Regions from separate parts of the Mus musculus genome. Here all the other regions are linked to region 2. A link is a loop called in an ENCODE intact Hi-C map of the cell type or tissue named here. Cell type or tissue: left cerebral cortex. All regions are shown on one strand. Region 1 holds the start of Tra2a (transformer 2 alpha). Region 2 holds the start of Malsu1 (mitochondrial assembly of ribosomal large subunit 1). Region 3 overlaps Igf2bp3 (insulin-like growth factor 2 mRNA binding protein 3).

Region 1 (8,000 bases), 190 kb after region 2:
TTCCCTCTTTCCCAGTTTCAAAAGAACACTGGGTGTGGTGGCCTCTGGCTATAAATTCCAGTACCGAGGAGAAGCTGAAAGGAAAGGTTCCTGAGTTAAGGAAAGCACGTGATTGAGCTTCAGTAAAACCCTGTCTCAAAACATCTCGGCATCTTCCTAAATTGATATATGTGCGGACCAAGTTAAGTTGTTTATGGACCTGTTACGATTTTTATTGTTTTGTTTTGAGGGGCAAGACCTTACTTACACCCTGGCTGACCTGGAATTCAGAGATCTGTCTGCCTCTGGCTTCCAAGTGCCTGGAATTAATGATGTGCCACAGCACACCCAGAACTGGATTTTTTTTTTTTTGTAATGGCACAATCATTCTCCTGTATTTCTTGAAAAGGGTTTCTGCCATAAATAATTCAAGTTGCATTCTACTGCTCCTGTGCCAGTCTTTTTAATCATAGGTTTCCAAAATGAAGAGCTCATAGATGGCCCTTAGTGAGCGCTGGATTCAAGTCTGAATCCTTAAGCCTAGAATTCGAAACCCTTTGTTATCTTGGCTGCACATATATCTGTCACTATTTCGGCACTAATACACTTAATGACAGTATTTTTGTTTTTAAACCCAGGTTTAAATTGGCAGTCACCTGAAATTAAGACAAATTCTTGGTATCTCACAACCACCTGCAACCCTAGTCCCAGGAGATATGATTTCCTCTTCTGGCTTCCTTAGGCATTGTACATGTGTGGTATACAGACATATATGCAGGCAAAACATCCAGACACAAAGTAAAATATACAACCTAATATGGCTTGAATAAATACTTTTAGCAAACTCTATTCATGGGTCAATACAGTTAAGTACAATGTGCTCTTCACAAAGAAAAATCTGAACACATACAGGACTGTGTATATACAATGGACAGTAAACTGGGGCTTATGTGGTCTTCCATGTCTTGGTTTGTTCTTGTACTCTCTTACCTTATTTCCTTTTATAATTTTTCTAACTTTTATTTTATGTGCACTGATGTTTTGTCTGCATGTATGTCCGTGAGTGATGATCCTGGAATTACAGACAGCTGTGAGCTGCCATGTGGGTGCTGGAAATCCAACCCAAGTTCTCTGGAAGAACAGTCAGTGTTCTTAACCACTAAGCTATCTTTCCAGCTCCTCTTTTTTTTTTTTCTCCCTGTGTAGCCCTGGCTGTCCTGGAACTTGCTCAGCAGACCAGGCTAGCCTCAAACTCCAACTGCCTCTGACCCCCAAGTGCATAGGTGTGGACCAGCAGCACCTCCTGGGTAGTTCTTCATTTCTAAAATGTTGACAGCACCCTAGCCCTTGCTATATTATTACAAGCAATAAATAAAAATGCACCCAAGAAGGCTGAATTCTAAAATATTGTAAGCATAGATATATTTATATATTTTATCTTCAGTGTTTGGTCCATTCTAGGAACCCTCCACCTAATCTTGAACACTTTTACTGAGAAAGGATTAACATGCTCCCTGTTACACCTAAAGATAAAGTCCAATCATTCACTTTATGTATCAGATGCAATCTTCCCAATAAATTCCAACAGAAGGGAAATAATAATAAAAACCCTATATTAATAATCTTTTAAAAATACCCAATAGGCCCAGCATTTGACTACTGACCTGTCAATGCCTCCCCTAGTTTAGGGTAATGAGAAGAGTTTGAAGTCTAACTACCATGTAAATAACTTCAACACATCATTCAAACATCTCTCTTAGGAAGCTGCCCTCAGACACCTCTACAGGCAATGATAAAGGGGCATAGCAATTATGGTCAACAGGGGGGAAAAAGCATACAACCTCCCACCAAAACAAAAAAAACAAAGCACTGTATTTAAATACTTAGCTGCTTTAAGAAGAGGAGTGGTACAGCACTTGCCTGGTATGCAAAAGGCCTGGGTTCCACTCCCACAAAGCTCAAAAACAACAAAAATCAATATGAACCCCCCCACAAGCCTCTAGCCTTCTAATTCTTTATGTAATTACAAGTCTGTTCAATCATAATTTAAGAATACAAAACAAAAACTGTTACATCTTAAAGAGCTGTAACTGACCCTGAAAGCGCTGATGTAAACTGAACCACAGGTACTGCTGTACTACTAATGGCAGAAGAGAGGGAGCTAGAAAGTCCCTATCTGTTAACTAGGTTGTTAATACCTAAATAAACTGAAAAGTGGATAGGAATCTTCAATAATTTGTGGGAAGGTGGTAATTATCCACTACTCCTTCCACTAGAGGACAAATGGGAGAACCAGAGCAGCAATCAGAGCCATCAGAGCAACACTGGTACAAGTCCCACAGACTAAACCAGGAACAATAACAACAAAACAACACACCCAAACCCCAACCGTCTTTTCCTAATTACTTAGTTTCACAAGTAATACAACTACGTGAAATATTTACTTCATAGTCTTTAAAAGTTGTTAGTACAATAAAACAATCCTAAAAATAGTAAGCAGGTTCAACTCAATCGTTGTGTGCAAATTTCATTCAAATAATCCAATCAAAGTTAAATGTAGTTATGACCTTGTCCTAGTGCATTAAATAAAAAAATAAACAAACAAAATGCACCCTCTTTTCTCAAGATCAAAACCCTAACTGACCGTATATGACTTGACTGACAGAGTACAGGTGTCTAAATCCCGAGCTTCCAAAAGGGACAAATTCTTTCCTTCAGCAAAGCCCTCCAGCGGCTTTTTTCCACCCGCCCCTCCTCCACTAGAATACCAACACAACTGCCAGCCCTCGAGTACCATGGGACTTTTGTTTCCCTTTTTTTTCCTTCCATGGTTTTACCAGGACTCACTTCCATTAATTTCCAATACTAGGGTAACTTCGGAATAAAACTCAAAAACCGGTAACGTTCTAATAATATACTCAAGCTTTGTGAATATACGGTTTATACTCACAAGACCTCAGATAACCAAAGTCTTGAGTCCCTTTTCCGGGGAATGGGTGAGAAAAACGGGGGAGGGTCTGTAAATTTCAGGTATAATCTTTTGAGTTAACAATGATTAGCTTTTTTCTTTTCTTTTTTGAAAACTGAGGCAAGAAATTTGTTCAGTTACGTAAGGTTTAAAGTAAGATGTCTTGGCAGTTTAGCCATAAAGATCTGTAAAGGAGTTTTCAGAGGAATGGTCACAGGAAGGAAAGCTTTGGAAGTTGAGACATAAAGAACCCAACATCTAGCTGTTAGGAAAACAGGCGTCACTGCATTTCCACATTCATTTAGAAGCGAAAGGAAAGAGGACATTAAGGGGAAAGGCTCTTGCGTAGTTTTCCCTTCCCCGCTCGCTCTCGTCTTAAGGACTCTTAAGGGTCGCTGCGGTCGTTGACTAACCACTTCACTGGGCTCGTCCCACCTTCAACCTCAAGGCTTTCGCCTTTACAGACGCGACGCCGCCGGTTCCGACGGAGACGCGGCCGCTCACTGCAACAGAGAGCCAAGGAGACAACAGGCCCCAGCTAGTCCCGCGCCAGCGATTCCCCGCCCGGACAGCAGCCCCGCGCACTTCTGACCCCGAGACCCCGCTGCGATGGCCGGAGGAGGGGTGGTGGTGGCCCGAGATGCCACCGCAGGAAGCACCTACCACTATCCGGCCGGAGGGAGCGCCCCGCCGCCTCCTGCCCCACCGCGCCGGGGACCCGCACCTCGGAGCAGAGATGGGAAGCTGAGAGGAAAGGGAGCGACAGGAGAGGATAGGACCAGGCCAGGTACCAGTCAGCCGCCAGAAAGGAGCGCTGCGGGCTAGTGGGGCATCTGGGCACGCAGGGGGACCCCGAAGCCATCTTGGGACGTGACGCGCTCGCGGTGGCCCTCAAGGCTGCTCCTGAGGGCCCCGCCACCTCGCCCGACCGACCGCGCTCGTCCCCGAGCCCCGGAGCATCGGGCCGCCGCCGAAGACGGCTCCCGCGGCTTTGTACTCACTCTGCCCTCGAAGTTGTTCTCCTCTACATCACTCATGTCGGCCAGGCGCTCCCGAGAACTAAATAAGAGATATGTCTCGGCTCGAGGGCCGACGGCCTAGTCACCGCGCTGTTCGGACTGTGGGGAGGAAGAAGGCGACGGCTACAACGGCCAGTGCGTTCCACTCCCACCAGCTCGCACGTTCAGGCAAAATGGCGCCCGTGCCGCCAGAAACCTCCTGGTGTCCCCGGCGCCTGACGTCAAGGGGCGGACCTGTGATGACGTCGTCGCGAACCCCGCCTCCGCCCCGGGAGGCTTTGTGTCCGCCTGGCCTAGCGCGGGAGATTGGCGGGTTTCAAGAGCTTGCTGTTTGGCGTTGGGTCGGTTTGTCCTCCGGGTGCTGGAATTAAAGGCGTGTGTCATCGCCTGGCTTTGCCTGTGGGGTTTTGTTCTTGAGTTTTTTTGGTTTTGTTCTCTTTAGGTATGGAACTCAGGTCTTTCTTGCATAGCAAAACAAACCAACCAAAAACAAGCAAACAAAAACCCAACAAACAAACCGACTTTTCCAGCTGAGTTTTCCTTATCCCCAGTATCTGCCCCCCCCCCTTTTTTTTTTTTTGGTTTGGTTTTTTTACAGAGACAGGGTTTCTCTGTATAGCCTTGGCTGTCCTGGAACTCACTTTGTAGGCCAGGCTGGCCTCGAACTCAGAAATCTGCCTGCCTCTGCCTTCCGAGTGCTGGGATTAAAGGCGTGAGCCACCACGCCCGGCTAGTATCTGCCCTTTTAAACGTTGAAATAACAATATATACACAGATGGGGTTATACTGAAAAGCCATGAGTTTCTCACTCTTCTCTGCTTCCAAACCTCAAGACAGGGTTTCTGTGTAACCCTGGCTGTCCTGGAACTCCCTCTGTAGACCAGGCTGGCCTGGAACTCACAGAAATCTGCCTGCCTCTGCCTCCCAAGTTCTGGGAATAAAGGCATGAGCTCCCACCACAGCGGGGGGCATTTTAATTGAAGTTCCCTCCTCTCAGGTGACCTTATCTGTGCCAAGTTGATAGAAAATTATCCAGCACACCTAGCATGTACTAGGCTCTGGGTTTAGTCCTCAACACTGTAGAACATGTAAATAAATAAAAATAAATTGGGGGAATATATTGTTTGGCAACATTAGTATCCATACTTCTTGCTCTAGAAAAATAAGGAACACCAGCACAAATAATGAATTCACAAAGACCTGAAATAGCTGGGTGTGGTGATCTGTGCCTGTGATCCCACCACTTAGGCGTCTAGAAGGAAGGACTGTTGGAAGTTCCAGCCAACCTGAGATATAAAAAGAGAGCCTATCAGAAATGTCAGAGAGCTAGTTATCAAACTCTTTAAAAAAAAAAAGATTTATTATATGTAAGTACACTGTAGCTGTCTTCAGACACACCAGAAGAGGGTGTTAGATCTCATTATGGATGGCTGTGAACCACCATGTGGTTGCTGGGATTTGAACTCAGGACCTTCAGAAGAGCAGTCAGTGCTCTTAACCGCTGAGCTATCCCTCCAGCCCCCATTATTAAACTCTTAATGGTTTGGACTCAGCCACAACAGGAAGATTTATGTTGTGAATATCAGCAAATCATTTTTCTTCCTCTTTCTTTCAGAGAGCTCATTATTAAATACTTACCCTTCTATTCATGTAATATCATGTAAGTTAATATGTAGTGTTATTTTGTAAGTGCATTTAGAACAGCACATTCCTGATTTACTATATTGTTGTTTCTTCAATTTTTTATTGGATATTTTCTTTATTTACATTTCAAATGTTTTCCCCTTTCCAGGTCTCCCATTCTGAAACCCCCACCACCACCACCCCATCCCCTGCCTCTGTGAGGGTGTTCCCCCATCCACCCACCCACCCACTCCTGTCTTCCTGCCCTGGCATTCCCCTACACTGGGGCATCAAACCCCTTCTCTCCTCCCACTGATGTCCAACAAGGCCATCCTCTGCCACATATATGGCCAGCGCCATGGGGCCCTCCATGTGTATTCTTTGGTTGGTGGTCCAGCTCCCTGGGAGCTCAGTGGGTGGGGGTGGGGGAGAGGTCTGGCCTGTTGTCACTGTTGCTCCCTCCTTGGGGCTGCAAAGCCCTTGTGTGTTTCTTTCTTTCCTTTTTTTTTTTTTTTTTTTTGGGTTTTTTTTTTTGTTTGTTTGTTTGTTTTTTTGTTTTTTTGTTTTTTTTTTGGTTTTTCAAAACAGGGTTTCTCTGTATAGCCCTGGCTGTCCTGGAGCTCACTTTGTAGACCAGGCTGGCCTCAAACTCAGAAATCCGCTTGCCTCTGCCGCCCGAGTGCTGGGATTAAAGGTGTGCGCCACCATGCCAGGCTCCCTTGTGTGTTTCTAATTTAACTCCCCAACAGCACTGTGGGTTTTATTCGTGTTTTGAGATGGAGTCTCCCTGTGTAGCTCAGGATAGAGTTGAATGCATGACCATTCCTGCATCAGCCTATCGTGTGCTTGGGTTACAGGCATGCAACATCACATCCCCTCTAGCTCACGATATTGTGATAAGATGCATTGAAGTTGATATGTGCAACTCTCATTTTCTTCAATAATAATGTTGCCCTGCTTCACCTGCAAGATCCATAAAGATAGATATTCCTTTAAGAAAAAAGCGTTAGGGCTGGGACTGTAGCTCAGTGGTAGACTATGTGCTTCCCATATGCAATGCCTTGTATCTTTTGTTTTTATTTTTTTGTTTTTCTATCTGGCCTGTACTTTCAAGGGAGATGGAAGAGAATTGCTACAAGTTCAAGTCCAGCTTTGGACTTTATGATAAATCCTAAGCTGCACAGTGAGTATCTGCCTCAAGACAACAACAAATGAAAAATGTTAGTTAATGTAGAAAATAATAGATTTCAGAGCTGAAGAGATAGTGATTAAAGCACTGGGTGCTCTTCCAAAGGCCCTGGATTCAATCCCCAAGCACCCACATGGTAGCTCATACCCATCTATAGCTCCAGTTTCAGGGGACTTGATAACCTTCATCTAGTCTCTATGGAGACCAGGCATGTTTGTGGTGCTTAGACATACATGCAGGAAAAACACTCATTCAAGCAAAATACAATAAAAATAATTTTAAAAAGAAAATAAATTTCTATGACATTTCATACATATATTAGTAGACCTTGTTCATATTTCTCTCTTGCTATCCTTCCCCATTATCTCTTCCTTTAGGGATCCTTCTCACAACTAGTTCCTTGCAGACACACACACACACACACACACACACACACACACACCAGTTTCTGTTCCACATATATATGGGGGAGGGGTGAATCTGTGGCCACTGAGACCAACAGTGTATTGATCCACTGGAGGCCACAAGGAAATCTGGTTCAACAGAACTAAGTAGCTGGGATTGGCTCAAAACTCCCCGAGTCTGACTTCAGGCGATTTATTTTAGGCATATTTAAACACAGCACAATTTTAGAAAAATGCTTCCTGATAATTACCGCAGTCCCGCGTGTATCACAAAGTCTAAGGCATGTCTACAATGAAAATCTTTGTAAAGCGTATGACCTCTTCCATAAAGATGAGTTCCATAGATTGACTACTGCTGTATAAATTATATTTAATCTCAATCCAGGGTTTCTACCTCATCTTAGATCGTTTAGTTCCCAGATAAAAGTGCACAACAGTTATAATTTTCATAAGCTTTAATCAGAACAAGAGCTGGGCAGATATCTGTCCTCTGCGCTATTATGTCTATTTCCCAGACAATAATCCCATTACATAATTTGTCATGTTTCTTCAGGGCTGCTCTTAACTCCAATTAGCCAATCCACATGGCCATTATTTTAAGATCCTTATCCTGCGGTAGCTTCTCTGCTATTTTCCTTCTCTTTCCACCTCATGGTTCTCCTTTGACCCCAAGCACTGGAACATTAAACTCCACCCATCTCTCTTCTGTCCAGCTATAGGCTGTAGGCACCTTTATTCACCAATCAGGAATAACTTGGGGGGCAAGGTCACTTAGCATTACTTGGATCTGAGTTCGGTCTCTAGGAGCAACCAGTATT
Region 2 (8,000 bases):
TGCCTCCCAAGTGTGGGACTAGAGCCATGCACCATCACTCCTGGTGAATATTTTGAATTTGATAAAATATCTCCCAACATTAATGCTTGGTGTTCCTTTTTTTCCTTTAAAGGATTAATAGTATCAAATACCTGGGGGATCCTTACTATGTGTTTGGTGGTGTCCCACTATGTATCTGGGGCTGCTCAGGAAGCTTTTTTTCTCAGATACTTGGCTCTTGCTTCAGCTTGTCCCCTAAGTATATGACCCTGGTCACTCCAGTGTTCTTACTGAGGTGATCTCTACACTGCTGCCCACTGGTGGAAACTTCATGCAAGGGTTGTAGGTGATGGACTGACCCAAGAACAGTCCTCTATCAGGCCTTTACTGTCTTTGTCCCACTTGAATCCAGAATAGTAGATGTTCTTTGTGGGATTTCATGTATATAATGTATCTTGATTGTATCTACTCCCACATCTCCCCCTTCACTTTCCTGAACACCCCTCCCTCTGTAATATCCAAGATAAATTCAAGACTACCCTGTACCTTCCCCCTTCAAAAGAACTTTCCAAACTGTACTAGCAGGCCAAGTACAGAGCCAGATAAAAAAGTTGGCTGACTAAACAAATATAGAATCATAGTTTTAACGGTCAAAAACAAGAGTAGCAATTCCCCTGCCCCGACTCACACTAAAAACACAAGGACAGACAAAATAAAGAGTCACCCTACACAAACCAACCAATGTCTAAAAAAGGTTATTGGCTACACCAATTAAAATAAGTCAAACAGCTCAGGGGTCATGATGGGCAGCAAGATGGCTTCTGCCACCAGGGTCATGCAGGTAGTGAATCCACATGCTCCATTAATAAAGTTTCCTAACAGAAGAGACAAACCTAAACTCAGTGCCTCAGAAGCTTTGGGGTCTGCTGCACTCCCCTCCCATTCCTCTGTCATTTCGCAGCATTCTAAAGGAAGTACGTCCCCCGATTTACTAATGCACCAGGGGCCACCAGACACTGCAAAAATTACAAAATCATTACCTCAGAAATACAGAAGGAAACCTATATTTCAAAAGGAAATGGAGTTTATCCAGCGTGGGGGTCCAGAGTGATCGTCGTGGCTGCTGCTTATCACCAGACAGAAGGATTCGCTTTGCAATAAAGGACTTCCACAATGTCAAATGAAAAGTTATATATTAAACAACCTTAATAAATATTCTGTAAGCAGAATGAAGTATAGAAACTCCAGGTGGTCACTTGTATCTCCTGCATTATGTATCTTGGTCAACTGCCCCACTAGCTGACCTGTACACTTATTAAAGTCTACATTTTTAAATGCAAAAAAAAAAAAAAAAAAAAGCCAAACTACCCTGGTGCCCTATATCTGGCCCTTACAAAAGTATAAAAAGTGTGTTCTTTCTTTGTTCTGGATCTCTCCTCCAGCCTGTGTGCTGAGAGGGGGTTCCCCAACATGTTGGATAAGTAAATCCCACATGTGTTTTGCAACGATGGTGGTCTCTGTGCTCTTTGTGGGTGAGGGTCTTTTAGCAAGCTATAACACCTCCTTCATGTCCTTTCTCTGTATAGCCCACTGAGTTTAATTAGTGCTATCTTTATGCGCATAGGTGTTCATGGTTTTTTGTTTTGACCGGAGTTACAGTGCTAGGCATGGATTCCCTCCTGTGAGGCAGGGCTCAGATCTAATCAGAAGGTGGTTGGCTGGCTAACCCCATAACTCATGCACTATTGACTCAGTGGGCGCATCTGGCCTGGCATTGGAATTATCACTCAGGGTAAGTCCACTGATGGCTTTTCTCCCCCAGTGACCTGCATGCCACCTCCTGACTCCATGAAAGCTGGGCAGCAGGTAAGAAGGTTTTAGATTAGTTTCAGCTTGAAAACAAGGAGTGTTGTCTTCACCAATATGTATGGTCTTACCATCTAGTTGTGGGAGACAACCAAAATAGCCTCACTTGTTTTTAGGTGGGCCCATAGCTGCCCTGACCAATAATGTAGGGATGATAGTATCCCAAACCCAGCACTGAGATTTTCATTTAATGACCCATATCTTTCATTTGAAAGCAATCAACCATACCTGATGCCGCCATTCAAACTTTTTTCTTCTTTTTTGTATGATTCATTTTTGTTTTGTGTTTTTAATTTTATGTGTTCAGGTGTTTTGCCTACTTATATGTCTGTACAATATGTTTGTGCACTTCATCTGAAGAGGGCATTTAATACCATTGAAATTAAATTCAGTCTGTACTTTTGACTGCTCAGCCATCTTTCTAGTTCTTGAATTTAGGGTTTTTTGTTTGTTTGCTTTTTTGTTTTTTGGACAGTGGGAAATGGCTAAAAATACTTAATTCCTATCTGACAGGGTTAATTTCTGCATATTTGGGGGAGAGGAAAAACAGAAAGGAGAGAGCTAGAGAGGGTTTGAAGGGGCTGGAGAAAGTGGGAGGGAAGGAGAAAAGGAAAGGAGAAAGAAGAAGAGGAAAGAGAGAGAGAGAGGTAGGAACCCTTTAATTCCTTTTAAGATGTATTTATTTATGTATGCCTACAAGACAGAAGAGGGCATCAGATCCTATTATAGGTGGTTGTGAGCCACCATGTGGTTGCTGGGAATCAATTCTCAGGACCTCTGAAAGAGCAGATAGTGCTCTTAACCATAGAGCCATCTTCTCCAGCCCCATAAAGATTATCTGGGCTCACTTTTTTTTTTCCTTTTCCTTCCTTTCCTTTCTTTTTTTTAAAAAAGAGAGACAAGGTTTGTCTGTGTATCCCTGGGTGTCCTGGAACTCACTTTGTAGAATAGGCTGGCCTTGAATTCAGAGATCTGCCTCGGCCTACCAAGTGCGGAAAGTAAAAGCGTAAGCCACCACCATCCACACGGTCCTCCTCATTCCTTAAACTACTCCCCAGGCAATCCGTCTAAATCACCGTTTCCGGTTACAGACCCGCCCACTTCGTGACGTAGAATCCCGGAGCCGCCCGGAAGCTCCACCACCTCCCCCCAGAGAAGTCGCGGCGAGAGCTATGGGTCCGGGCTGGTCGCCCGCGCGGCGTTTATGGCCGCTGCTGTGGCGCAGGGCGGTCTTCCAGAGAGCCGGCCCCGCAATGGCTTCGGTTCCCTGGCTTCCGCGGCTGGCAGAGCGATGGCTTCCCGCGAGGCCCGCGACCTGCCTGACCCCGAGCCTAACGCGCGGCCTGCACCATGGGCCTCAGCCCGAGGAGCGGACCGCTGGCGACGCTCGCCTGCAGCCCGGACCCGCAGGTACGCGGGCAGGACACCTGGTGGCCCGGCCTGACCCAGGCGGCCCTGGGCTTTCCTGTGCGCTTCGGGGGCAAGAGAAATAGCCATTCGCGCAGACGCAGAGCTGGAAGGGATTTGGGAGGTGGTCGGCACCAACTTTGCTTTGCGTACCCGAGAGTCCTAGAGGGAGGCTAAGGTAGCGTGTTGTCGTCAAAATTCCAGTCATAGAGCGGGCAACATCCGGCTCTTGGCTTCACAGCCCAGGATCCACCCCGTCTCACGATCTGCCCAGGGTCGTAGCAGGTGGACTGGTTGGTCTTAGTAGCACTAGTCCTAGCAGCCTCGTTTCTTCATATCTGTTGAAGGCTGTGGACCAGGTATTGTCTTGAGAACCCGCCTACCATACAGTATAGTTAAGTAACCTTTTTAATCTGCGATTCGATTTAACGTGTGCCCTAGGATATTGTCCTCTCCCTCAAATCATGCCGCTGGTTGTTGTGTAGCATCTCTGCATTTGTGGAGTGTTGTTCCTTTCAGTACTAGTAAATAGAAAGACATTTGCTTCTGCTTCCGTTTGGTAATCGCAGTATCCAGTGTCCGTAATCTGAACCTTCTACCTAGGAAAGCTGAGCAGTGCTTTAGGGAACTGTTGTCCGGGTTCAGTTTTAAGCTGGTTTTTGGTTGGTTGGTTTAGTTTGTCTTGAATGGAGATGGTATTAGGGGTTGGACCCAGGGCCACGTACATGCCACCACTGAAGCACACCTTCAGTCTTTTAGTTTAAAAATAAAAAATCTTTAGACCTTGTCTTTCTGAGTTGCTCAGCCTAACATTGAACCTGGGATCCTCCTGCCTAGTGTTCACCAAAGCATTTTAGATATAAATACACTTGTAGGGGGAGCAGTTCCACTGTCTCCAGGAGACTTCGTGTCAGTCTGCTTCTGTAGACAAATGTAGGTCTGTATTCTCCTCAGCCATCTGACACAAGCGTTTCTGCATTTTCAGATCACATTGGTGCCAAGTTTGACATCGATATGCTGGTTTCACTTCTGAGGCAAGAAAATGCAAGAGACATTTGTGTGATCCAGGTTCCTCCAGAAATGAGATACACAGACTACTTTGTGATTGGGAGTGGGACTTCCACCCGACACTTACACGCTATGGTCCACTACCTTGTGAAGATGGTAGGATGCTCTCCTTTGTTGTGAACCTTTACCTAGAGAGTGACACACAGAGGCTGCAGAGGAAGCCCACTTTCTAGAATTCCCAAGAGTGATTTTTATGGTTTCTCAGAGTAAAATATTTGGGAGCAAATACTTAGCTCTGTCGAGCCCAGATAATTTCTAATTCGTGTCTTTTGTGACAAGGAAAATTAATAACATGAAACAAGCCAGAAGACACTAGGAGTCTGTTCTAGAGTAGCACCTATGTGATAGCCTCTAGCTAGTGAAAGGCTTTAAAAATTATTTAAAAGATTTGGAGGTTTATTTTTATTTTTTATTTCATGTGTATGTCTAGTGTCCACAAAAGTCAGAGGAAAGCATGTCGTCTTCCTAGAAATGGAGTTCAAGGGCGCTGTGAGCTGCCGTGTAGTTGTTGGGAATTGAGCCCATGCTATTAACCTCTGAGTCAACTCTCAAGCCCTTAAAATCATTTTGAATTAGGTGGGTGTGGTGGGACATCTTTAATCCCAGCTTCTTGGGTGGTATAGGCAGGCAGATTTCTGAGTTTGAGGTCATCCTGGTCTACAGAGTGAGTCCAGGCCAGCCAGGGCTACACAGAAAAACCCTGTCTCCAAAAACAAACAAACAAACAAACAATTTTAAATGATATGAATGTGTATGTTTCTGTGTGAGTATATGCACATGAGTCACCAAATATGGCTGCCAAACTTGGGTCCTCTACTAGAGCAGCAAGTCTCTTACCTGCTCAGCTTTCTCTCCATTCGAATGTGAGCAGACTCTGAAACCCAGTTCTTCAGCTACACTCGCCACTTCCAGACACCTGATTTCCACATGTGGCTGACTTCTACCATACTCAACAGCCATATAAGTTTCCATAATTTCCAAAAAGTTCTGGACAGTGTTTTTTGTCCTAGTTTGCTTCCTGTTGCTGTGGTAACAACCACGATGGAAGCAGTTTAGGAATGGTGTTTTGTTTTTTTAGCTTATAGGTTATAGGCTTTCATTAAGAGAAGCCATGTCAGGAATCCACGGCAGAAACTTAAAGCAGAAACCAACAGAAGGACTCTGCTTTCTAGCTTCGTTAGTCTACCTTGTTCAGCTAATGTAGCCCAGGCCCATCTGCCTAGGTGTTCCCCAAACACTGAAGTATTGGGAAGGTAAAAGTGAAGTATATGTCGTCCTTCCCCTGTGAGTTCACGGCTCTCAGAAGAAGGAAGAGGGGTCATTTTCTAATTGGATTGAATGTGGTTCAGAGCAGGAAAAAATAGTGTGTGCCCAGCAGCATCCAGCAGATGGTGGCACCATTTCTACAGGGGAATAGGCACTCTGTTAGTAGTTGGTCAAAGAAAAGGCAGGTAAGAACAGCTGGGGATGCCTAGACAAGGCCTTGAAAATACAAATGGGTCGAAAACAAACCTAGTGCAATATGATAGAGTGGAGGAAATGGCCTCTCTCTCTCTCTCTCTCTCTCTTTCTTTCTTTCTTTCTTTCTTTCTTTTTACTGAGACAGAGTTTTTCTTTTTAGCCATGGCTGTCCTGGAACTTGCTTCTTATTACCAGACCAGGCTGGTCTTGAACTCAGAGGTCCTCCTACTTTGGCCTCTCGAGTACTGAGATTAAAGATATATGCCACCACCATCAGTCAAGTGGAGGAGCATTCTTAGGAAGTATTTGGAGACAGGAAGATTAAGAAAGATGGACAGAGTTGTAAGGCAGAATCTCTCAGATGTAACTGGGGGGGGGGGGGGGGAGAAAATTTACCAAGGTTTAAGGCTTTTGAGTATTTAAAAAAAATAGGGTTTTCAGAGAAGTTGCACAAGAGTAAAGAAGTACAAATTATTTTTACAAAATGTTTATATGAGAAGGGCAAGAAAGAATTTGACTTTTAGTATCTTCCGAATAGAATCATATAGCGTTCAGCTTTTGTGACTAGTGTATATCACTCAAATTGTGTTGCCAAGGTTCACCTGTGTTTGGTTTTCCTTGTTCAGTGGTGAGGATTGAGCCCAGGGTCTATGAGTGCTGGTGCTCTGCCATAGAGCTCCCCCAGCCCAGTAGCACCCTGCTGTATGTATATACCTTCTTATTTATCCATTTCCCCGTTGATAGACACTTGGGTTGTGCCCAGTTCTCGGCTGTTGTGATTGCTACTTTAAATATGGCCGTAGAACTGTCTATTGCTTTTAACTTTGGATATGCACCTAGAGGTGGAATATTTGGTTCATACAGTCATTCTGTTTTTAACCTCTTTTAAATTAAAATTTATTATAAAGAACTTATGAATAATAAACATCACACTGTGAAATTAACCAAACTCAAAGTCTTTTATTTCCAAGTAGTCTCATCCGTTGATATTTGGGGCTAGTTCCTGTAAGTTTTAGTGCTTCATGTTTTAAATTAAAGGCTGGATCCATGAGGTTTTTTTTTTTTTTTTTAATAAGGTGAAAGATATTAATCCAATCTAGTTTTTCTATGATAGATGTCCAGTTTTCAGCACCATTTGCTGAATCTGCCATTTACCTGTTTTTCTCTTCTTTAAAATTAAGTAGGCACAGCATAGTTTTAGTTCTGGGTTTTCTACTATCCCACTGGTCTGCACATCTATTCAGTTATTATGTTTTAGATTTTTAAATTTTATGTATACGAGTGTTCTGCTTGCTTGTATATATATATGTGCACCACTTGTGTGTCTGGTCCCTTTGGAGGTCAGAAGGTGGTGGTTGATGTCCTAGCACTGGAGTTAGTGATGGTTGTGAGCCACCATGTGGGTGCAGGGAACTGAGCCAGGCCCTTTGAAAGGAATACATGCTCTTAACCACAGGGCCAGCTGTCCAGCCCCTACTTGTCGATTTGTATACCCATGCCAGGCTGTCTTAGGCTGTCTTCACCATTCCCTCCTCAGTGTAACTCAGGGTCAGCAGCACTCTTGCTCCTTAGGATTGCTTTGGCTGTTCATAGTATTTTCTTGTTCCACTATTTTTTTTTTCTAACCCTGTGAAGTATAGCACTGGAATTTCAATAGGTATTGCATTAAAGCAGTAAATTAATTCTGGTAGTAAAGTCATTTTCATGCTATCTGCCAATCCAGGAGCAGGGAAAGTCTGTCCTTTTGAGTGTCTTGAAGTTTCTGTTGTAGGGATCCTTCTCTTTGGCTTCATATAACCTTCTTTTAGAGTTTTACTACTAGGAACAGACCCCATGGCCAAGGCAACTCTTTTTTTTTTTGGGGGGGGGTGGGGGGAGTTCAAGACAGTGTTTCTCTGTATAGCCCTGGCTGTCCTGGAACTCACTCTGTAGACCAGGCTGGCCACGAACTCAGAAATCCGCCTGCCTCTGCCTCTCAAGTGCTGGGAATAAAGGTGTGTACCACCACCACCTGGCCAAGGCAACTCTTATAAGGACATCTAATTGGGTCTGGCTTACAGGTTCAGAGCTTCAGTCCATTATCAAGCCAGGAACATGGCAGCATCCAGGCAGGCGTGGTGCAGGAGGAGCTGAGAGTTGTAAATCTTCATCTGAAGTCTGCTAACAGAATACTCACTTCCATGCAGCTAGGATGAGAGCCTTATATTATAGCCCACACC
Region 3 (8,000 bases), 130 kb after region 2:
CTTGGCTCCTAAGACTCTGTCTGCAAAAACAAAACAAAATTAAGACCCCTGAAGGGTTTCACTCCGAAATAAACTATGATTCTCAACTATCTTGACCTGTCTTTATTAAATAAAGACAGTAGTAAGCCAATCCTTCAAAGACTTCCAAGCTGGCAAGAAACAGTCTCTGCCTTGCCGTATCCTAACAAACAAGATGGAGCTGCCGTGTAATACACTTGAGGATTTGCACGAGGGGGCCAGCAGTCGGCTCCACAGTGTAGTGTTGCGGGCCAGTCTCCTCTCCCAAGGGCTCTGTGAAGAATCCTTCAGTAAAGCAATACCACAGAAGAATATACAGTTTGTCTGTTTAATTTTCCTTCCTGGAAACAGTAGGTGTCTAATATTTTGAGAAAGTAGCAGCTTTTTAAAAGATTTATTTATTTTATGTATGTAAGTACACTGTCGCTATCTTCAGACACACTGGAAGAGGGCATCGAATCCCATTACAGATGGTTGTGAACCACCATGTGGTTGCTGGGAATTAAACTCAGGACCTCTAGAAGTACAGACAGTGCTCTTAACCGCTGAGCCATCTCTCCAGCCTGAAAGTAGCACTTTTTAAAGAAAGATTTTAATTTTGTGTGTATGTGTTGTGTTGTGTAAGTCATATGTATATAGGTGCCTTGGAAGCAGAAGTCAGACGGCCTGGAACTGGAGTTACAGGTGGTTATGAGTTGGTGCTGAGACTTGAACTCTGGTCCTTTGGAAGAGCAATGCCTACTTTTAACCTGTTCTTTACTGCTGAGCCAGCTCTTCAGTGCCAAAGAGCATTTTACTGATACTGATCAAAGAACTTACCCAAACACAAGTCTTGACAGGAAGCCAAGTCCCTCACGGTCAGCTGATCTAAGAAAACACTTCATTCCTGCAGCTAAGGTGGCCATCAAAGGTAGAATTTACAACTGAAGAGCCTGCTCTCATCTGGCATGAGATTTTCAAAATTAAGGAAGAATTTAGGCACTTTCAAAAGATCGTATTTCTTGTAGCACAAGTTGAGTAAAATGAAAACTATACTTAACTTCTCCCAGCATCCAAAACAACCAAATGACTAACTTTAAGGAGCTAGATGTGGTGATATATGCCTGTAACCCCAGCAGTAGGGGAGGCTGTGACTAGAGAATTTAGAGTTTGAGGCCAGCCTGAGCTACAGAGTAAACTAATTAAAACTAGCCTATGCTATCCATAATGACTTGACCACCAATTTCAAACTCTGTTTGTCAAATCATGATGTTCTACAGAAGATCTAAACTTCACCTCATCCTTTTGCTAAGACAGCTCTAGAGGATTTCCCAAATGCATGTTAGTAAAAAGCAGTATGACTTGTTTAAGAAACTGAGCTCACGAGCTGGGCATGGTGGCGCACGCCTTTAATCACAGCACTCGGGAGGCAGAGGCAGGCAGATTTCTGAGTTCGAGGCCAGCCTGGTCTACAGAGTGAGTTCCAGGACAGCCAGGGCTACACAGAGAAACCCTGTCTCAAACCCCGCCCCCCAAAAAACAAACAAGAAACTGAGCTCACCATGAACAGAAATAGTGAAATGCACCAGACATGGTCAGATGTCACAAACAGGTTTTGTCTGTTAAACAAGACGATTTACTGAAGTTAGGGGAATCTTCCAGCTCTAACAAATTAGAAATAATAAACTTATAACTGTTTCTAGAAATTAAGAGCCTAATAAATGAAATCTGGAAGAAATGTTATATTCCAGGTCATTGAAATATCATACACCCATTCTCTTTCAGCAGTAGAACCAGAATAATGAGTTAGTTGCTTATTTTTCTTTAAGAGATATATAGATGTGGTCTCTATGTCTTTAATCCCAGCACGCTGGAGGCAAATGAAGGCAGATTGTTTAAATTCTTGTTTTCAGTTTTATTTTATGTGTATAAGTGTTTTGCCTACATGTGTCTATGCATCTTGTAGATGACTGGCGCCTACAGGTCAGAATTGGATGTTAGAGTAACAGATGGTTACGAGCCACCATGTGAGTCCTGGGTCCCCTGCAATAGCAAAAAAACGAGCTTAAATGTTGGGCCCTCTCCTCTGCACCAAAGACTGAGATTTAACACCACCTCAACTCACATACTCATCTACAGCACGGAACTCCTGAGCAGGACCCAACCCAGGTGACTATACCTCCTTTTCCAGTCTATTTAACTTTTCCTCAAAACACTCCCTCTGACCATTGTAAAGAAAGTGTTTTTTTTTTTTTTTTCCCATCAAGGCAGTGAACCCAAAAAGGACTCGTTACTCCCTGATCCTTCTTCCCCTTCTCCTACCTGCTGAAGAGCCAATCACATCAGACTGTGAGGTCAAACTCTGATCAATGAGATGAGACACAGTCACTACCTCAGTTAGGGATGAAACACAAAGGCTATCTCTGTTCCTAGTCTCTACTCACATACACACACCTTTCCCCCACTCATTTAGAGACTTGTTTACTTTTGTTTTCTGTGTATGAGTCTTTTTACCTGTATATACATATGTGCACCACATGGGCACCTGGTGCCTACAGAGGACAGAGGGAGCATTGGATCTGCTGGGGCTGGAGTTACCTTATATGGAGCTGCCATATAGATGATGGGAACCAAATCTGAATCCTCTGGGAGAGGAGCCAGGGCTCTAAACCACTGGTCTATCTCTCCAACCCCTCTGGCAAATCCTTTTTACAAAAAGAGCTTGCCTTGCCAAGTTACTTTCACTTTGCTGGTGAGTTTCTTTGTATGGCACTGAGCTAGTTCTCATCCCACACATCACCATGGTGTGAGAATTAGCTCACCCTGTTTCAGTGGCTTCTCCCTCCTCCGACAGAGCCTTAGGCTCAGTCCCTTGATGATCTTGAACAATTTGATGGTTTCAAGCACATGAGTCAGTCTCCATCCACCTTCTTCATTTCTTTGAGCTCCAGACTGAAAGATACAAATGCCTTCTCCATCTCTTTTTTATTTCTACTAGAAAATTGCTGAAAGTAAAGTTTCTACCTTCCACCCAGAGTCTGTCCCTTCTCCAATCATGGTCCTCTTCCACACTGTTGCTCTAACCAAAACATCTTGTCATCCTTGATTCTCAACATTCTGATCTCATTCTTCAGCAGTTACTGAGACTGCTTCTTAGAAACATACAGAGCCTTGGCTAATACAAACACATTTCTTCCAAGAAAATAAAAGCAGAGATTGGTTCTCCATTTCTACTGATAAAAACAATTTTAAAATGTTTTCAGTACTGAAAATTGAACCCTGGACTTGAATATGGTAGATAATAAACACTCTACCACTAGGGTACACCTTCAGTCCAATTTTCATAAATTTTCTGTTCCAAGCATTTGAAGCCAGTAGCCCCTTTAGCAGAAACAACAATTAATGTTAAAGATTTTTCCCAAATATATGTTAAGACTAGAGATAATTCTGGGCCACACAGCAATGCCAAAAAATAAAGGCCTGGGATATGAAGCTGCAGGAGAGAGCTTCCTACTCTGACTGTAATCCCCAGCACCTGTGTAAAAATGTAAAGATGGCTACCACCCACCAACCCCTCCCATGATGATCATGTACACAACTCTACCATCTGCAGACAGAGACTATTTCCTTATCTTTCTTGCATCCAGTTTGGCCTGATAAATTTCCTTAATGAGACAAAGATAACAACGTGCCAATCTCAGGGGAGGGATGTGGAGGGGAGGACCTTTTTTGGCTACTAACTGACACCACCAAGATTTTACAAGGATAAGCACCAAGGGTCCAGTTATGAGGGAGATTCCTCTAGGACTCTTTATTCCAGTTTTAGTAAATCACCCAAAACGAAGTCATGTGGGACAGAACCAACCACCTAACAGACTCATAGAAACAGAAAGAGTTGTGGCGCTCGCCTTTAATCCCAGCACTTGGGAGGCAGAGGCAGGCGGATTTCTGAGTTTGAGGCCAGCCTGGTCTACAGAGTGAGTTCCAGGACAGCCAGGACAACACAGAGAAACCCTGTCTCAAAAAAAAAAAACAAAAAAAAAAAAAAAAACAAAAAAAAAGAAAAGAAAAGAAAAGAAAAGAAAAGAAAAGAAAAGAAAAGAACCTGCAGTGAGCCTGGGTCATACAGCAAGATCTACGATTCAAGGAAAAGGAAAATCTACACTTGGTCGTTTCCTCTTACAGCTCTACTACGGTTTTCTTAGTAAGTTCAAACTATTTCCTAATCAAGTTAAATGGTCTCAGGATAATTCTTTAAAACATGTACAACTGGTACGGGTCGTGTGTCGTCCGTCCCCGTCCCCCCCCCCTTCAGACAATAAAATTCACATCCCATGTTAATATTTGATACTATTTATTCACTAATGCTAAGCACTTACCAGACAGAACATCAGGTCATGATAAATTAAACCTTCCATTTTAACAGAGCACTACAAAGTATGCCTACCACCAGCCTTCGAGCAAAACCCTGGCAGTACAAGCCAATTAATTTGTAAACATCGGACATACAGGGCAGAAATCCTAACTAAGAATGCAATCCTTTGGTCACTGCTACCACAGTGCCACCTCCTGTCTTGTGACTCTGGAAGCTTGAATCAGAGGCAACAGTTGATAGAGGAAACAGAGCTAAGAATAGCACAGCCAAACCATCTTTCTGCTTCTCCTTCCTCGCAGTCCAAACCAACTGTCAGAGTGAGCAAACAGATAATTCATACCTGTCAAGAATTAGTTACTGCTAGGGAAGCTGCTAAGGACAACTGCAGGGGAGTTTCTCACCAAAATGGAGGTGGTTCAACAGCCTCGCTTTAATTCAAGATCCCGGGCCTATGACAACACACACAGCGGCGGGGCTCACAAAGGGCTTCAAAGCATGGCAAAGATAATTTTCCACTCACTGACTGCCTGAAAGTTGTACACAGGAAAAAGGTGGGGGAAAGCTACGTAACTACCCTGCTACAGAAATTTTCAAGTGAAGCTCCACAGAGGGAAAGCACTGGATCTCTGTACTTCCAAAAGATATTTTTAATCTGAAGCCTATCCAAGAACCCATTTGCTTCCAGGAAAGTGCCCAAACCTCGGAACGAATGATGCCCCTTAGAGTTTGTCACAAAAGGCGTCTGGTCCTGAACAAGAGTCTCAGCAGCCACAAAGGTAAAAAACCAGGGCCAAGAGCTGAGGACAGGCTCCCTATTCCTATTGGCTCTGAGGATGGGCTCCCTATTCCTATTGGCTCAGAGGACGGGCTCCCTATTCCCATTGGCTCAGAGGACAGGCTCCCTATTCCCATTGGCTCAGAGGACAGGCTCCCTACTCCCATTGGCTCCGGATGCATGTGATATTTCAGTAACATCTTTCTCAGGGCAACTGTGAAAAAAACATAGAAGAAGCTACTTAGCAACATCCATTTGCTTCCTAAAAGATCCTTTTAAGGCCAAAATAAGAAATCTCACAAATTCTAACTATATTGAACAAGTAGGAAATTGGGGGAAAAAAAAATCAAAAAATCCCTCCAGCCACAAGCACTTAGTCACACAGTGCCAAGTTTATGTTGTGCACTGAAAAGATAACTCTGCTTGAAATTCCTCCCCAGCCAAGTTCCCTAACGTTAAGCCACGATTCAAAAGTGAGACTATCTGTCCCAGACCACTAAGGAATAGCTTGTGTTTAAATGTTCAATGCTGAAAACAGTGTTTGCTATCCTGACTCTGAAGCTGGCCCCACAGCCAGCAGTTACAACGTCCTGGGCTAATGGGCACAGGGCATCCTTCTATTCTACACTTAACAGCCACTGAGGCAGCACACTAGGTTTTTAAATAGCCACTTACAGTGAGATGAAATTAACGTCCCAGCAACTTCTACTCAACTGACACTGCAAGCACAAGATTCCAGTATCAAAGTAGGTTGTTCTCTTTATCTTCTTGTTAAGAATATGAAGTACTTGAGTGTTAGAACCACAAACTAAGGATCTTTCTTGGTTCATATTAACTATAACATCTTATGATTTTTTTTCTCCTTTACTCAAATATTTATAACCAAGGTTAATAGCTAAATAAATCACAACTCTGATTAAATATGAGTAGGCTGTGAAAAACTGAAAATAGGAAAAAAGGGATCATGAATCTGAAAGTCATGGAAATTTAGCTAAAACCACCATGTCTCAGTTGTGCAGTGTCAGCAACTTTACATTTCTTCTCTTGTGCCCAACAGCCCACAGCATAACGAAAACAGGGCAGCGGTACCTTGTACATAAGCAAACAGCAGAGTCCAGAAGCCCTACAGACACCACAGGCCCTCCCAAACAATCCTTCCTAGGACTGCTACAATCCTTCCTAGGCAAAACTTCTTCCTCACTCACCTCAAATCCGAGAGTTAAAAAAAAAAAAAAAAAAAAAATCAGGCCTGCCTCTGGAAGCTATCAAGCCTTCCCATGCTGTATCTTTTCTTGATTTTGGAACTGAGGGTGTAACACCATCTCAAAGTCCAAAGCATGCTTCTTTTCTGCAAACAGGGATCCTCGGGCCCTGTGCACTCCGCTGTAATCTACAACAGAGGGGCGTCTGAATGCAGAAAAGCCACATTCCTTCCACATTCCCTTGAGACTTCAGTAATGGGGAACTAAGCTTGGTTTGAACCAAACTCAACAATACCCCCTTCCTGCACGGGTCCCGCCCAGCTCAGCTTGCAGCCAGCCTGCAAGCATCCAATCACCTCTGTGCCTGCTCCCCTGTCCATCCCTCTCAGTGCGGCCAGAAACATTCCCCAGCACTCGGCTCCTCCCGACATGCCTTGCAAACAGGTATAAAGGTCACTGCCCTGCAAGTAGGCGTGCCTGCCTCAGATGCCCACATAGTGGTGGAAAATGACTGCAAAGCATAACAAACTCCATCCCAAAGTTCAGCAGGCTACCCTGACGACCAATCGATCTGACTGTGCTGTGCAATCAAGTCACTATCAAAGCAATCCACATGATCAATCACTAACAAAATAATCCACACCTTGCCATAGGTGGGTGAGTGCGCACATAGGGGCCAGGTCACTTCCTGGCTCTTCCAGAGCCTGTGAAATGATGGAAGGGTCCAGATAAGAAGAACTGCACAGCTTCAAGGGTCAGTGAAAACTAAACTATAATGGAGATGAACACTAAAGTTTCCAGAGAGACACAGAAGTCTTTATGCAAAACACTTCAGTAAAGGATTTCTAGCACTCAACTGCTCCCAAGTCAGAAAAACAGAAAGGTACTCCGTCAGCTCACTTCACTCTACCTGTAAGGCCTACGTCACTGGCTAGTAAGACCACATTTAAAACCCTACGCATTCTGGTAGTGGGGTGGGGGGCCAGGGCAGGAAAAGCTTCTGTTGTTATTAATAAACTGAAGAAGCAAGCGTCCAGTAAACATTTGCCCCCACTTGTTACTATCTCCTAGTCTTCCAAAAGAGGAACCCTGCAATTCAAACAGTAACAAGTAACTGTTTCCAGCATAAGCAAAGCTTTAGGAGGAAGACTAGCAGTTGTTACCCAAGTTCCTAAATTAATTCTCCACACATGGGAAGACATTAACTTCAAAAATAAAAAACAGAGGATACAGCAAACTGAGGTCAACCCATTAGCTGGAGCTGAAAAACTCACTTAATGTTTTTAAATTTAAAAAGACATTTAATGTTTTAAATTCACAACAGTCCCTTTGTTAATTATAATCATTTGCCCTGCCCAAGGATTCTGGAGTGGAAGGCCTCTGGCATGCTAGGCAATCATTCTACTAATAGGGTACAACACCAGCTCTTCGTTTTGTTGTATTGCTTACTTTTAATTCTACAGTGGATTTAAAAACCAAGAGCTAAGGGTGTGCCTCAAGTGGTAGAGTGCTCGCCTGCATAAACCAACCCCTTGAAAGATTGGGGGGGAGAGGGGAGTGACGGGAAGGGGGCCGGAGGGACAAGCACTAAGACACACTGGATAAACATGAAACCAACTAGCATGTGTGCAATAAGGTTCGTTTTTCCAAA

What was found. Peaks named below come from ENCODE experiments on the same cell type or tissue, not always from the same donor. Only the 100,000 strongest peaks of a DNase experiment are listed, where the experiment ranks them.
Region 1: a loop joins it to region 2, with 2.3 times the contacts of the local background. A loop is called at or near these places in 7 of 42 quality-filtered maps.
Region 3: a loop joins it to region 2, with 2.6 times the contacts of the local background. A loop is called at or near these places in 13 of 42 quality-filtered maps.

Annotation. Positions count from the first base shown.
Region 1 is chr6:49,259,890-49,267,889 of GRCm38, forward strand. Tra2a (transformer 2 alpha) reads right to left here and starts at 4,163. Exons shown (of 8, transcript NM_198102.2): 1 at 3,949-4,163. The coding sequence starts at 3,984. In left cerebral cortex, no CTCF peak of the experiment used is centred here; DNase peaks (open chromatin) are centred at 3,355, 3,387 and 4,181; H3K4me3 peaks cover 2,434 bases; H3K27ac peaks cover 1,441 bases.
Region 2 is chr6:49,070,849-49,078,848 of GRCm38, forward strand. Malsu1 (mitochondrial assembly of ribosomal large subunit 1) reads left to right here and starts at 2,947. Exons shown (of 4, transcript NM_029353.1): 1 at 2,947-3,255; 2 at 4,238-4,416. The coding sequence starts at 3,018. It also overlaps the pseudogene Gm19253. In left cerebral cortex, a CTCF peak has its summit at 3,269; DNase peaks (open chromatin) are centred at 2,952 and 3,441; H3K4me3 peaks cover 1,936 bases; H3K27ac peaks cover 1,691 bases.
Region 3 is chr6:49,203,919-49,211,918 of GRCm38, forward strand. All of the region lies in intron 2 of Igf2bp3 (insulin-like growth factor 2 mRNA binding protein 3), which reads right to left. D030074P21Rik (a long non-coding RNA gene) reads right to left here. Exons shown (of 2, transcript XR_869057.2): 1 at 5,072-8,000; 2 at 1,892-2,949. Among named protein-coding and RNA genes, the nearest start is that of D030074P21Rik, 5.3 kb to the right of the region's middle. In left cerebral cortex, a CTCF peak has its summit at 4,566 (motif pointing left); DNase peaks (open chromatin) are centred at 4,613 and 5,238.